Linked DNA regions of Homo sapiens: region 2 is linked to region 1. The links are chromatin contacts, found by Hi-C or POLR2A ChIA-PET in ENCODE. All regions are on one chromosome and are shown on one strand. The core of a region is the stretch at or near the end of the contact, and the rest is flanking DNA. Distances in the headings are between cores, read along the strand shown. Region 1 holds the start of ITPR1 (inositol 1,4,5-trisphosphate receptor type 1). Region 2 holds the start of THUMPD3 (THUMP domain 3 tRNA guanosine methyltransferase).

Evidence for each region. A loop is a pair of places that touch in the nucleus more often than their neighbours do. ChIA-PET counts read pairs that join two places held with the same protein, here RNA polymerase II (POLR2A). Pooled maps may share reads with other maps.
Region 2: a pooled map shows a loop between it and region 1 (7-fold over the local background). The contact joins the promoter of THUMPD3 here to the promoter of ITPR1 in region 1. A Hi-C loop is called at or near these places in 1 of 50 pooled maps. POLR2A ChIA-PET finds 5 or more read pairs at or near these places in 2 of 52 experiments (HEK293T and naive thymus-derived CD8-positive, alpha-beta T cell).

Annotation. Positions count from the first base shown.
Region 1 is chr3:4,491,783-4,499,555 of GRCh38, forward strand. It overlaps ITPR1 (inositol 1,4,5-trisphosphate receptor type 1), which reads left to right and starts at 1,566. Exons shown (of 62, transcript NM_001378452.1): 1 at 1,566-1,823; 2 at 2,649-2,724. It overlaps ITPR1-DT (ITPR1 divergent transcript), which reads right to left and starts at 1,381. Exons shown (of 2, transcript NR_108075.1): 1 at 1,002-1,381. RefSeq lists silencers at 1,635-1,904, 3,203-3,497.
Region 2 is chr3:9,360,446-9,368,218 of GRCh38, forward strand. It overlaps THUMPD3 (THUMP domain 3 tRNA guanosine methyltransferase), which reads left to right and starts at 2,609. Exons shown (of 10, transcript NM_001114092.2): 1 at 2,609-2,682; 2 at 4,571-4,875; 3 at 6,463-6,540. The coding sequence starts at 4,624. It also overlaps a transcript of SRGAP3 not described here. RefSeq lists enhancers at 2,339-2,548, 2,769-2,828, 2,899-2,978, 2,999-3,058.

The sequences.
Region 1 (7,773 bases), core at 316-2,815:
ATGAGACTCGATTTTATATTAAGGAATCCTGCTAAAAAGTAGACATATTCTAATAAGAATTTCCTTCAGATGGCAAAACTGGGGCAAAGAGATGAAAATGACTTGCCCAAGGGCTCAGAGGCTGCTCCTAAATGGGGAGAGAGGCTATTTAAGGCAATGGCGGTGGATTTCCCCAAAGACAAGGGTTTCATACACGTAGAGTCTGGAACGGGAGTCCAGGCTGTACCACTTAACTCGAGGGGTCATTTGGGAAGTTACCTGATTTCTCTGAGCCCTGGATTGTGCACCTGCCAAATAGATATAATAAATATACCTACAGTTGGTAAAACTCAATAGCATGACGCATGAAAACTGCATGTGGTCTGGGCTCAATAAAATCAGCCTCCCCATTGATTATTATCATTATTATTACTATTGTTATAACAGATCTTTAGGCGGCGTCAGGAAGTGCCTGTCTGGGATGCTATAATGCGTTTGGCTCACCACTATGCCCCAGCGCCTGGCACCTAGTAAACACTCAGGAAACGTTTGAGGAATGAATATACGTCATTTGAGGCAAGACAGGGCAGTCGGCTGACTGCCTCCGGGCTTAGCTCTTCCCCTCCTTGCAAAAGCCGGAGCCCTAAGCAGCGTGTAGCCCGGGAGCCCAGGCATTACTTGGCAGCGGGTGAAACCCACCTTGCCCCATTCGGAGCTCTTGGAGAGCGCCCCGCCTGGATGCGCATCTCTGTGTGAGCGGCTCTTTCCTAAGCCCTTATTTTTCTGGTTTGCGGTTTATTTACTTAAGCATTTACAGCTCCCAGGAGCAGAGGGGCTGCTAGAGGTACGGTCAGGACTGAGGTCGCGGTTTGTATTTATTTTCTGCCTCCCAATCTCAGAGCCGGCAAGTCACAACACGGCTCCTTTATTTGTGCACCGGAGAGGTCTGCCTTTCTTTACCTCCTCACGGGCGATAAAAGACAAGCAACTCGGGCTCAGAAAAGTGCTCTCACGCGACTTGCCTGTGTCTCCGCTTGCGTGGACCGTCGCTCCCAGGCTTGGTTTCTCGTGCAAACCCGAGCAGGGCGGAGCAGATTAAATAAAGACACCTCGCGCCTTTAATCCTTGACCGCAAACACTGGCGTTTTTGTGCCCCGGATTTCTGAAATTCTTGGCTCGGGGAACCAAGGCAGGGGGAGGGTGGGCTTGTAAAAACTTCCCAAAGCAGAAATCCGAGCTCCTAGCCCCTCCCCGGCCCCAGTGACACCTGGATTCCAGGGAAGGGGGGCAGCCGGAGGAGAGGCGTCCCCAAGGGTTGCGGGCGCTTCCCAGGGGTGACTTTGAACGGCTGGCTCCAAGCCCTACCGACCCCAGCCAAGGAACAGGCTCAGCAGCCTGAAAGCCTCGCAGGACGCCCCTCCCCTGTCCCCGCACGCGTCTATTTAGGGCCCAGCCCGGGCGCCCAGGGGATTCTGGGACTTGTAGTCCCTCCCCGCAGCCTCAGGCGCCGCCACGACCCGCTACTTGGACTACATTGCCCAGGGAGCTTCCCGGCCTATATAAGCCACCCGGAGCCGCTTTAAAGTGCAGTAACCATGTGGATGTGCTGCTGAAGCGTTTCCTCAAGCTCGCTGGGGTGGGAGGAGAGGAGGAGGAGGAGGTGGTGGTGGAGGAGGAGGCAGGGGGTGGAGAGAGAGAAAGCGCACGCCGAGAGGAGGTGTGGGTGTTCCGCTTCCATCCTAACGGAACGAGCTCCCTCTTCGCGGACATGGGATTACCCAGCGGCTGCTAACCCCTCTCCTCGCCCTGCTCCCCCAAACCGGCGTGGCTCCCCGGGCACCAAGGTAGCGGCTGGGGCCGGGCAGAGGGCGCGGGGAGTTGGCACTGGCTCCCCGGGCGCAGAAGTTTTTGCCCCGCTCTCGGGGAGATCTTGATGGATGTGCATGCACTTGGCATGCATTTGGGGGTTCCTTTACTGCGGGCAGTTGTTTTGGGGGGAGCTCATTTGAAGCTTAAAAAACAAATATCCTCTACTCTAGTGCGTGGCTTTGGGGGCTCCCCATTCTGGTCTGATGTGGCATTCCCCCAAGTTGGAAACTGTTGCTGCAGCTGCAGGAAATAGTTCTTTTTTTTTTTTTTTTTTTGAAGAGAGGTTGTGGGGGTGTCATATGTGAGTCTGCTCAAGGAAATAATCTTTCTAAAAATGTATCCCTCTCTTGCGCTCCGTGGTTGGGAGAATAATGCATGTGTAGGGGCCCCCCGTGGGGAGGGTTTTTAAAAACGGAAGAAAACCGGAGAAGCGGTGAGGGATGAAGTGTGGACGAAGCTCATGTCCAATGAGGATGCGGGCTTCGGATACTTGGCCTTCTCGCCGGGAAACAAGTGCTTTGGGATCTGCCAAACACTTCCCTTAGTTCCAGCCTCCCGCACGTTCGAAGTTTGTGCGTGCCTAGTCTCAATTGTCAGTTACATCCTGGAAATAAGTAAGCGTAGTTACCTGGAATCTTCGCCCAAGCGATCCCACCAACCTGCCTACCAAGTTTGGGGGCGGGGGGGCTGTCCCCAGTGAAGGAGGCTAAAGAAGGTGGAAACTTGTAATTTGGAGCATTTCTGTTAGAGCTCATCTTCCGCGGTCTGGTACTCAGTCTTCTTTCTTTCTAAATATTTAGGAGCTGACTACAGAGGAGCAGGATTTGCACCCCTCGCTGGGCTTGCTTTGGCAACAGAGTGCCTGACCCAGGTCAGGTGAGTGTGGAAGCCTGAGTGCTGTAGTCAATAATGAGTTTTTGTCCTAAGCCTATTTTAAGTTCTATCTAAACCGCCAAGGAGGTGGGGAGTAAGAAAGAAAAAGAAACTCCGTGGCTCAGTCTTCAAAATTTGCCTCTGCCTTTGGTGAGGGCTTTTGGGAGCAGAGGTCCAGTGGACAGTCCGTTTCTTGGAAGTAGCTGAGAATTGAAGGAGCCTGAAAGTTTATGAGAGAGGAGGGGAAAAGGCCATTAAATGGAGCAATAAAACGGCGGCCCATTGCCGGTCTGAAAAGCATGCTGATGATTTAAATTCTGAAGGATACAGTGCATTTCATATGCCAAAATGTGTAAGCAGTATTAACTGCCTCTCTCCTTCAAGAAATAGTCACTCTTTTCTAATTTTGAACGTGTGCTTAATCAGAGTAGGTTGGATTGCAAGAAATGAAAGTGGTTGCTGCAAGTTGAAAGAATTAGAACTTTAAAAAGGGAAGTGAGTTATTGAAGCTTAAGGTGGTAGCATCCAGCCCTTGACTCAAGCCACCTGAGTGTCAAGGAATCTGGCAGGTCCCTGTTGTTTTGGGGCCCGTGGTGGAATATGAGCTGAGAGCAGCATTTATCTGTAAACACAACAGTTCCTATTTTTTCCCCAAAATGGTCAGACTGCATTTGAAGAGTGGGAGGTTTCAACGGGTGCACGTACATCACTATTGCTGCAGATTTGGCTATCAGGAGTTTTTTCTCCTGAAATGTTCAGGAACATGGTAAATAACAGGGTAACAGAGGTAGGTGGGGGTGGGTGGCTGGGTCTTAATAACTTTTTTAACATTCTAAATATTTAGCTGTTCCCTGGGCTACAATCTTTGGGCTTTTCTAATGAGAAAATAAAAGTCAGACACTTCATTATAGTGGTATAGTGCTTTTGTTTCCTGTTGATAAGATCCTCAGGAGTACTGGCGGAGTGAGAAGCATTTGGATGTGAGAACTCTAGTTTCTTCTTGGAGTTCTGTTGACTCACATGGCTGTGTGGGTGCTCATAGAGCCAAGGATTAGGCCCAGTTCCCCTTTTCAGAATTAGCTGTACAGCAAGGAAAAACTGGTCCACAGACTCTTTTCTAACTGGTTGCTAAAAATAATAAGATGGACACATTAAGTACTTGTAAGCCAGGTCCAGAGCCATGTATCTCAGAAACCCTGTGCGTCAGATGCAGGTGAAGAAACTGAGGTGCAGAGAGTGAAATCACTTGCCCAGTAGCTAGTACAAAGTAGGAGCAGGGTGTAACCTCAGGCGGTGAGGCTGTACTGCATCCCACAAATGGACCTCAGTTGATTTGGGGATGCTGGTGGTGAGAGGGAAGCTAGGAAAAATGGTAAACTTACTGCTACTGATGAAATAACTTGCATACCTCCCACCAATGATGAAATAATACATAACATTGATGTAAGAAGGAAAGGATGTAGCCACAAACATAGGGATAAAAGAGTGCAGATATTTGAGGAGGTATTAGATACTGTAATGAGTTCATTTTGGAAAGCCTGAATGGGGAGAGTAAAAAGAAACAAAACCACAAGGAACATTATGTAAGTTAAGCATTAGGCTCACCTCCTAGCTGAAATACATCTTGATTGTTTACATCAAAGAATCTGAGTAGGTTAAAAGGATCAGGCGTTTCCCCATCTGAATAATTCGAAAGTTTAAACTGCAGTTAGACTGCAATGTGAAATGTTGATACCTTTTCATATACCTTCCAGTTTGCTTTGCAGCCAGTTGTGCAGACGTTTTTGTTCTCCATTTTTTCTTTCAAGTTCATGTGTGTGTGTGTGTGTGTGTATGCATATGTACACTGAAAGTACAATCTGCTCTTTGAATAATTCAAATCAGAACAGAAAATCCTTTCAAGATATCATTCTTATCAGGCAGGGAAAGTTCTTCATGTTCTAAGTGAATTACTCTGGCTCTTGCCTTGAGACCCATGAAAGTCATTTGGGGTTGACAATGGTATCTATTTAAACCAAGTGATTGTCTTTTGGAGGGAATTGGCATCTTTTCTTTAGGAATGAGAAGTGGAATGGTTGCTTAGAAAAAAAGAGATAGATGAACTCCACAGAAAGATCAAGAGTCTTTTCTTCAAAATATTTTTAAGTGAGGAAGATCAGGGTGTTGGTATTGCGGGGAGGGAGGAGAGTGGGCAGAGAGAAAGATAAAAAAGAAACCTTTAATCCAATGGTGTGCAACCAACTGACTTCCAGAGGGGGGAATATCACATGGCTTTTCAACTCATTTATAAAGATATCATGGAAACTGTCTGATTTCTTCATGAGCAGCTCTTAGAAAACAAACAAAAATAAAACAAACACCAAATATGAACAACAGAAAAAAACAGCCAAAATAAAAGTAGGCCTGGAGTTAGGTTTCTAGGTCAAGCTGTCTTTGGCTACATCTAATTAAGGAGTCTCCACAGGGCCAGTGTCTATCTTGTTTACTATTGGTTTGATTTTTAAAAATAAAACACATTGCATTTGCAGGCTGTCTGTTAACCAGAAGTCCATGCAGTTTTTTTTTTTTCCATTTTTGCTGTTTTAAGTTTGTGCATAGCTCAATTGATGAATGCAATTAAGGCTTGAAGTCGGTGATGTGAATGACATAACTTCTATGATTCCTTACAATTCTCTTGGTTTCTGTGGTTCTGAGATGATTGCTAATGAGAATAAGCCAGATACACCACTGAAACCGTCACCCATTCAACTTTGAGATTTCTAAATTGGATGTAGTTTAAGGCACATGGTGTGGTAAATCTATTTAACAGACTCTAAGACCTGTTCAAGTTGTGTGCGATTCAAATGTTTTATTCTTTATTCAACAAATTTCTTGAGCACCTGCTATGTACTAAGATGTATTCCAGGTGCTCAGGATATAGCAATGAACAAACCATCCCGTTCCCAAGAGGCTTACATCTCAGTTGGTGGGAGGCAGCCAATATAAATAAACAAGTAAGTATTATAGTATTAGAGGTAGTAAAAGCTATGGAGAAAAAGAAAACTGGTTAAAGGGGGAACAGAAAATAACAAGTGGAGAAATTAGATCCCTTGTGCATTGCCGGTGGGAATGTAAAATGGTGAAGCTGCTGTGGAAAACAGCATGGCAGTTACTAAAAAAAATTAAACATAAAATTACTATATGTCCCAGCAATTCCACTTCAAGGTATATACTTTAAAAAATTGAAAGTAGGGACGTGAGCAGATATTTGTACACCTGTGTCAGTAGAAGCATTATCACAGTAGCCAAAAGGTAGAAACAACACAAGTCTACTGATGAATGAACAGATAAAATGTGAAATATACATACAATGGAATATTATTCAGCCTTAAAAAGGGAATTCTGACACATGCTACAATGTGGATGAACCTTGAAAACATGCTAAGTGAAACAAGCCAGAAATAAAAGGACACATATTTTATGATTTTTCTTATAGAGGCATCTAGAGTAGTCAGATCCCTGCAGACAGAAAGTAGAATGGGGATTGCTGGGGGAGATAGAAGACAGGAAGGGGGAGTTAGTGTTTATTGAGGATAGAGTTTCAGTTTGGAAAGATGAAAAAGTTCTGGAAATGGATGGTGGTGATGTCACACAACAGTGTGAATGTACTTAGTGCCACTGAGTTATAACATTTCAAAGTGGTATATTTTATGTTATGTATATTTTACAGTAATTTTAAAAAGCAACAAAACATGATGAGGGGTATTAAGGGAGTACTCAGGTGGGGATTAGATCTTTACTACATGACATCTCAGCACAGATCTGAAGGAGGCAAACGAGTTGACCCTGTAGCTGTCAGGGAAAAAGTGTGTTCCAAATGTCAGAGCAGCAAGTACAGAGGCCCTGAGATAGGAGTGTTTGTGACATGTTGGAGGAAGGAGAAGAAGGCCAGGGGAGAGTGCTAGGAGTTCAGGAGGGAGAGGGAGTCAAGGTCCAGACCTGTAGGGACCAGATTTTGCAGGTCAACAGTGGTTTATCTGAGGACTTGTAAACTCTCACGGAATTCTCAGTGTGGTTTTCAACATCACAAAACTACATTGTCCTTTCTGAAGAGACTCTGGTAAGGTTGGCAGGATCACATACCAGATGGGAACTCGATAGGGGGTAAAACCCAGATTTCTGGACTGTCTGGTTAATGACAGGACTTACCTGGAGTTGTAATTCACTTCAGTAGAAAAGGAAAGTTTGACAAATAGGTGAACGTACAGTTGACTTGGAGAGCAAATTGTAAGAACATAATGATAATCCTGGAGTTTCAACACAAACCTATGTCTTACCGCCACCCTGCGTTGTATCCAGTGTCGTTTTAAGAGATATTTACAAGGAGGACTAATATTCTGCTCTCCAGCATCCTTGAGGAATTAGAAGCTTCACATCAGTGATTCTCCTTAATAAGTGAAGTGGACCCCTGCACATGTGCAAACTTAAAGCAAACCTCAAATTTTGTTACTTATTACATAAGATATACATATTCATGTAGCACACACCTTGGACTCGGCTACTCAGGGGACGGAGGCAGGAGAATTACTTGAGCCCGGGGGTTTGAGGCTGTAATATACTATGATTGCATCTGTGATAGCTACTGTACTCCAGCAAGACCCCATCTCTGTTAAAAAAATTTTTTTAAGGAGAAAAAGATAGCATATTCATTGTAGTGCAACATTAGGAAATAAAGAGGAGCAATGAAACAAAACAAAACAATTCAACTATTAGAGATTAGGGTTTCAGGCTTTTCCTCTAAGTATGCATATGTAAAATTTACGTATATATTTAAATTTCATAAAAAGGGACTAACACAGTATCTCTCATTTGGTAAATTACCTTTTGTACATCTTGAACATCTTTTTAATAAACAGACATCTGTGTCTCATTTTTCTAAATGTGCCTACCCCTTTGATGGCCTTTCATTTTTATTGAGTCTAGGTTTATACTTCCCTGATATATATACATATATAAATAGATATTTGTAAAAAATACATAATATAATAATTTTACACATACACGTATTTAACA
Region 2 (7,773 bases), core at 1,359-3,858, 4.9 Mb after region 1:
GGTGAGTAATGTGTTCTATGTTTAATTTTTTGACGAAAGGCTAAATTGTTTTCCAATGGACGTGTATTAGTCCATTTTCACACTGCTGATAGAGACATACCCAAGACTGGGCAATTTGCAAAAGAAAGAGGTTTAATGGATTTACAGTTCCATGTGGCTACGGAGGCCTCACAATCATGGTGGAAGGTGAAAGGCACTTCTTACATGGCGGCAGCAAGAAAGAGAATGGGAGAAGCGGAAGTGGAAACCTCTTATCAAACCATCAGATCTTGTGAGACTTATTCACTACCACAAGAACAGTATGCAGGGAATCACCCCCATGATTCAATCATCTCCCACTGGGTCCCTCCCACAATATATGGGAATTATGGGAGTATACTTCAAGATGAAATTTAGGTGGAGTCACAGAGCTAAAACATACCAGGGCATATATCATTTTGTATTTTCATCAGCAATGTATAAGTGCTCCATTGCCCCACATACTCATTAGAACTTGGAACTGTTGATTTTTTGTTTTTTACTTTTAGTCATTTTGATGAGTATCCCATTGTGATTAATTTGCAATTCCCTAATGACTAATGATGTTCAGCATCTTTTCATGTGCTTATTGGCCATTTGTCCATCTTTTGGAGAAATATCTATTCAAGCCCTTTACATATTTTTCATTTTATTTTTGAGACAAGGTCTCACTCTGTCACCTGGGCTGAAGTGCAGTGATGTGATCATAACTCATTACAGCCTCAACCTCCCCAGCTCAAGCTATTCTCCTGTCTCAGCCTCCCGAGTAGCTGGGACTACAGGTGAGTGTCACCATGCCTAGCTAATTTTTGTCATTTTTTTGTAGCGACAGAGTTTTGCCATGTTGCCAGAGCTAGTCTCAAACTCTGAGCTCAAGCGAGCCACTCACCTCAGCCTCCCAAAGCGCTGGGACTACAGGCATGAACCACCACTCCCAGCCCCTTTGCACATTTATAAATTGTGTTCTTTTTGGTTTTGTTTTGTTTTAAATTCGGTTTATCTTTTTGTTGTTGGGTTCCTTTCACAATAAGTTAACTTTTGTCAACTGAAAAATAAAAATAAAATTCTATGCCCCCCAACTGACTGAACAGGCCCTCTCTTGGCCAAGGAGACCCTAGAAAAAACTTGGAAGCTGAGTTCCTACTCATGACAGGATGGGAAGTCGGACACACCTCTTTATAACCCCTCCCTCTATAATCGCCATTAGATTTTCTTTCCTAAGGGTTAAACAGAAACCAGCCCTTTTGAAAGACTCACTCCACCAGCCTGATGCTGACCCTCCCATTTGCAGTTTCAATAGAACAACCGACTAGCATTCCTTCCTGATAAGAGATCACCCACCATCCAGGGAGTGGTTCTGGCCAGTCGACAGAGGACGTGCAGTGAGGGTTTTCACATCCCCTGCTTCACCTTTTGAAGTCAAGCGGTAGAAAACTCTACCCTTGGATCATGCTAAGGCCACCATTTTTTAAACATGGGATCCACAGAGAGGCATGAAGCTCAACTGCACATGCACAAATTGCTCCTTTCATAAATATTCGTGACCCCTCTTACAGTTTATTTAACATGTATATTTGGCCACTGTGTTTAGCATAAATCCCTGTCTTATTCTTCCAACCCTGGAAGTGCCTGTTTTTGGCTTCTGACTGGAAGCTAGGCTTCCCAGTCTGTCAAAATGGCTACCATGCAGGTTCAACTCTTTTTTTTTTTTTTTTTTTTTTTTTTTGAGATGATGTCTTGCTCCCAGACTGGAGTGCAGTGGCACAATCTTGGCTCTCTGCAACCTCTGCCTCCTGGGTAAGCAACTCTTCTGCTTCATCTTCCCAAGTAGCTAGGACTACAGGTGCAGGCCACCACATCCAGCTAACTTTTGTATTTTTAGTAGAGATGGAGTTTCACCATGTTGGCCAGCCTGGCCTCAAACTCCTGACCTCAAGTGATCCACCCGCCTCAGCCTCCCAAAGTGCTGGGATTACAGGCATGAGCCACTGTGCCCGGCCAGGTTCAACCCTTTATGAGAAATAAAGTTCATCTGATTGGGCACAGTGGCTCATGCCTGTAATCCCAGCACTTTAGGAGGGCTAGACAGAAGAATCACTTGAACCCAGATGTTCGAGACCAGCTTAGGCAACATAGTGAGCCCCACTATTTCTATTTTTTTTAAACTAAAGAAAAATATGAAGTAAACAGTGCTAAAATAGTGATGGCAATACAGAAATCAGGAACTAGTGGCATGACATTTTGAGAAAGATATTTAAATAAGCTGGAGAGACTCGGTGTCTCCAGCTTTAAAACAGAAATCAGTCTCTGCCACTTCATAGGTGCTAGAACAAAAGAGACTTGTTCCAAATGAGATGACGCATGTGAAGCGCTTACCCAGTGCTCGGCAAGGGGAAGCACTCTCTAAACGTTAGCAAATACCATGGTAGGACACAAGGCCCCTGACTCTCCGCTTTCAGCTTACTGAAGATCCTCAAAACCAACAGCACACAGCTTCCAGCGCATGCTCCTTTCCCCAAGACCTTGTGGGGGAACCCGCCGCCAGCGCGGAGCCACCGTGACTCGTAGCCTGACTTCCGTTTCCGGGGGCGGCTTCCGGCGGCGTGACCTGACCGCAAGAGGCCAATGGAGTGTGGGAGCTGAAAGGGTCTTCGCTGGCGGCCGGTAACTGGCGGCGGTTGGGAACGGCCGAGTGTGGCTCTTCTGGTGTTTCAGCTTGGGGAGAGAGGGGTGGCCTTCCTCTTGCAGTTGAGGCCGGCGCCGAGCCGGACTTCAGGCGGATCTCGTGGCGGAGCCCATCTTGCTCCCTCTCCCAGGCCTTTACCCGCTCCCTAGGATTCCCGGGCCCTGTAGGTGGGAGTTGGGAGACGTGAGTTCTCTTTCATTCTGCGCCTCTCATTGGCTCTCTGACCTTGTGCGGAACGCGTCCTTTAGCTGACCTCAGCTGCATTTTTTAGAAGATGGAGATTGTATTCACAGTGACTGTCAGCTTTTTAACGGCGGGAACTGACGTAGTGTTAAACACTGTCGTGTATCGCTGGCACAGCACAAGGACATTATAGGTATTCTGTACTCAATTAAGTTATTTTGAGTCACAGACCTTTTGAAAATCTCGTGTAAGCTATGGCCCCTCCACCTCTCTAATACTTCCCCCGGCCCCCACCCCAAGCACACACAAAAGCTTATGCATAGGAAATTTGTTTTACTATTTCGGATTACTTCCAAGATCTCTCTCCTGATGCCCATCTATGGATCCCAGAGTCTGGCAAGTAGTAGGCGTTTGAACATTTGTAATCATTAGATAGTAAGTATTCAGTTAACCATTTTTATTTTTAATTTTTTCTTTTTTTTTTTTTTTTTTTTTGAGACAGGGCCTCACTGTGTCACCCAGGCTGGAGTGCAGTCCTCCCACCTCAGCCTCCCAAGTAGCTGGACTCCAGGCGCCCACCACCACGCCCAGCTATTTTTTGTGTTTTTGGTAGAGATGAGATTTTGCCATCTTACGCAGATTGGTCTCGAACTCTTGGCCTCAAGCAATCTACTCACCTCAGCTCCCTAAAGTGCTGGGATTACAGGCATGAGCCAGTGTGCCCAGCCCAGTTAATCATTTTTAAATGCATGAAATGCTATTTCACAGGAGGGAAGAAGATAGATAGCCTATTAATAAGTTTTAATTATTGGCCTAACCAGGTACTACTCTCACTTGTCTCCTAACGACTCTAGGAAAGAGGTATTACTAATTACTTAATTACATTTGAAGGTTTGGGAGAATTAATTTGCCATAAGTCATTCAACCTATGATGGTGGAGGCAAGAATTCAAACCTGTATCTATCTGAAACTCCAAAAGCCCCATATTATTATTATTATTATTATTTATTTTATTTATTTATTTATTTTTTTGAGACAGAGTCTTGTTCTGTTACCCCAGCCGGAGTGCAGTGGCATGATCTCAGCTCACTGCAATCTCCACCTCCCGGATTCAAGCAATTCTCCTCCCTCAGCCTCCCAAGTAGCTGGGATTACAGGCTCCCACCACCACACCTGGCTAATGTTTGTATTTTTAGTAGAGACGGGGTTTCACCATGTGGGCCAGGCTGGTCTTGAACTCCTGACCTCAGGCAATCTGCCCGCCTCGGCCTCCCAAAGTGCTGGGATTACAGGTGTGAGCCACCACGCCCAGCCAAGCCCTATATTCTTAACTAACCATGTTCTTAACATCTAGATGCAGAAATGGATTTGAATGTGATCTGCAGTTTCTGTCGTAGTTATGAAATGGCTTTTGTCAACATGGGTTACCCCAAAGCAAACATTGCATGCTATGGAAATACTTCTTGTCTCTTTTTCTCCCATGGTATCTGTATTGCTTCTTTAATAATAACATCATGTTTTACAGCCTGCACTCTGTGCCCATGTTTATTCAACCCTTTTTACTTTGGTGACTGTTTATCAGATGTGTTGCCTTGTTCTTCCTGCCCTCCAGAGCCCATGTTTTTAATTATAACTGAAATATGAGATGATAATATTTGGGCTTTATTTCTTTTTCTTTTAAAGGACAGTACTGCTTTTAAAGAGACAGTGTTAGGGATCTTGGAAGCACAGCCAACATGTGTGACATTGAAGAAGCCACTAACCAACTCCTAGATGTGAACCTTCATGAGAACCAGAAGTCTGTACAAGTGACAGAAAGTGACCTCGGAAGTGAATCTGAGCTTCTAGTCACTATTGGAGCCACTGTACCTACTGGCTTTGAGCAAACAGCTGCAGATGAAGTCAGAGAGAAACTTGGGTCATCATGCAAAATCAGCAGAGACCGTGGCAAGATATATTTTGTCATTTCAGTGGAAAGTCTGGCACAGGTTTGAATGGAGCAATATTTAAAATAGTTTTCTAAGTTGATCATTTTATGGTTACTTTTCATTTTATAGACCCTTCTGGAATCCTTTCTGATTTTCATTGCTCTGCCCCAAATCAGGTGATTTTAAAGTTACTGCATTTTCTATTGAGTACTGATTTGTAATTTTGACTGTAGTTTCAGTATCCCTTAGGACCAAAAGTGTTTCAGATTTTTGGAGGGGGGTGGGGGGAGTTTTGGAATATTTGCATTATACTTGCCAGTTGAGCATTTCTTTTTTTTTTCTTTTTCTTTGAGACAGAGTCTTGCTCTGTCATCAGGCTGGAGTGCAATGGCGCGATCTTGGCTCACTGCAACCTCCGCCTCCCAGGTTCAAGCAATTCTCCTGCCTCAGCCTCCCCAGTAGCTGGGACTACAGGCGCCCGCCACCGCATCTGGCTAATTTTTGTATATTTAGTAGAAACGGGGTTTCACCATCCTGGCCAGGCTGGTCTCGAACTCCTAACCCCGTGATCCACCCGCCTCGACCTCCCAAAGTGCTGGGATTACAGGCCTGAGCCACTGCGCTCGGCCTGCCAGTTGAGCATTTCTAATCTGAAAATCCGAAATGCTGCACTGAGCATTTCCTTTCAGCATTGTGTTGGGGCTCAAAAAGTTTCAGATTTTTAGATGTGGGCTGCTCAACCTGTAGTAGGATTGCTACATTTTTAGAGGTGATCTAGTATTTCTTGAGGATTGAATTCACCAGAAAGAATACTGTTCAACTTAAGAAATTCTCTAAGTATCTCAGTATTTATTTACTTCAGCATATAGCAGATGTTTAACCTTTGGTGATGAAACATAAAAGAGATTTTCCTTTTAATTTGCATCAAAAATTCTTGCTCAGAAGTAATTAGGACTCACTCAAGGTAAAAAGTGAAGGTCAGAAAACTGCAATCTCACTATCATAAAGCTGATATATCTCATTACCACATAAGCAGTGAGAGGGCAAGGATTGTTGTCTATTTTTTTTTCCACCAATATATCCCACGCTCTTAGTGTCTGGCATATAGTAGGTACCCAGAAAATATCTGTGGGATGAATTGGTAAGCAAATGTTTTCCATCCAATATTTTAGCCAATACCCTCAGCAGCTTTGTGAAGATAGGCACTATTATTATCCTCATTAATCATTAGGCTTAGGACACATAAATAATTTCCCCAGGGCCACTCAGCTAGTAATCACAGAACTGGAGCTCAAATCCCCTGCTTTTAACCATTGCAGCATACAGTGTACCCTAGAAAGTCATCGAGGAAATATGATACAGCCCACCTGAGTGGCTTCACCTTTCTCTTCTCCCACAAAAGACGTGTTGCCCACAAAACACTTCATGCTTCTCTCTTTCCATCTGCCCTTTTTCCCTTTCTCTAGGGGAAAGCTGATTAGTAACCAAAGAGATGAGAAACTAGGGAGATGGGACATTTTAAAAATACAAAATATAGTTAGTAGCTGCTTTAAAACTATCATTCCTAATTTTTTAAATACTTAATTGTTGATAGCTTGTGCTGTTCAAAAGCTTTCTCAGAAATGTGTTTCTTTTTTTTTCACCCAGGTTCATTGTCTGAGATCAGTTGATAACTTATTTGTGGTGGTTCAGGAGTTTCAAGATTACCAGTTCAAACAAACAAAGGTGAGCTATCCTAAACATGGTGGCTGATTTTTGGCTGTCTTCCACAAAGAGATTATTTCCATTTTTCATAGTCTGTGAAAGTTTAGCATTACTGTAGTCTTTGTAATAGAGAATACTGGGAGGCTTTTACAGTAAAATCTAGAGTTTTGCTGACAGTCTATCCCAAAAGATGTTTTTTGAAAATTAGTATTGAAAACCATTAAAGTTTATAAGAAAGAAGAAAACACCTTGTTTTACTTGTAAGAGATATAAACCTTAGATTTGCTTTGCTTTTACATATATTTAGTTCCAAAAGAGAATTGCTTCCAGAACATGAACCAAAGAACAAGTGACAGTTTGTGTCTTCTACAAATAACACTTCCTCACCATCCTGCTTTTGCTCTGCTTTCTTCTCTTTCTTCATTTTTTGAAATAAAGCCAAAATAACATCTAAATACTCCTTCAGTTGTTAGGACAACAGCTTTGTCTCCAATATGTATTTAGCATCTGAATCCTAAATATTCAGCTGCTGCCTAAGCTGAAGGTTGAAAATAGATTGCAGCAAGGCTTTAGGTTTTTTCCACACTGCTTTTTGGTTAGGTTTCTAGAGTTAACCGCTTAAAAACATTTTTCTATCAGTTTTACGTATCTTAGAAATAATCTTTTTAAAAACAACTGTGATACGCTACCTAATTGTCTAACTTTTATTTATTGGCAAGCATGTTGATTTCCAAAACGTTATTCAAAAACGAGTCAAAGTTGTATGAACCCTCAGCCTAGAAAACAATAAGACCAGACCTAAAAGAAGTCAGACTTAAGGGCCTGGCGTGGTGGCTCACACCTGTAATCCCAGCACTTTGGGAGGCCGAGGCGGGTGGATCATGAGGTCAGGAGATCGAGACCATCCTGGCTAACACGGTGAAACCCCGTCTCTACTAAAAATATAAAAAATTAGCCGGGCGTAGTGGTGGGCGCCTGTAGTCCCAGCTACTCAGGAGGCTGAGGCAGGAGAATGGCGTGAACCCGGGAGGCGGAGCTGGCAGTGAGCAGAGATCACACCACTGCACTCCAGCCTGGGCGACAGAGCGAGACTCCATCTCAAAAAAAAAAGTCAGACTGAAAATAGATAAAAATTGTATTAAGTAAAAATCTAACTTTTAGAAAAGCTTAAAGCAATTCTAATGAGTTCTCTTAAGTATTCAGATGATAATCATGAATTTATTAGTCCCCACCCCCCTCTTTTAAAAAATATTG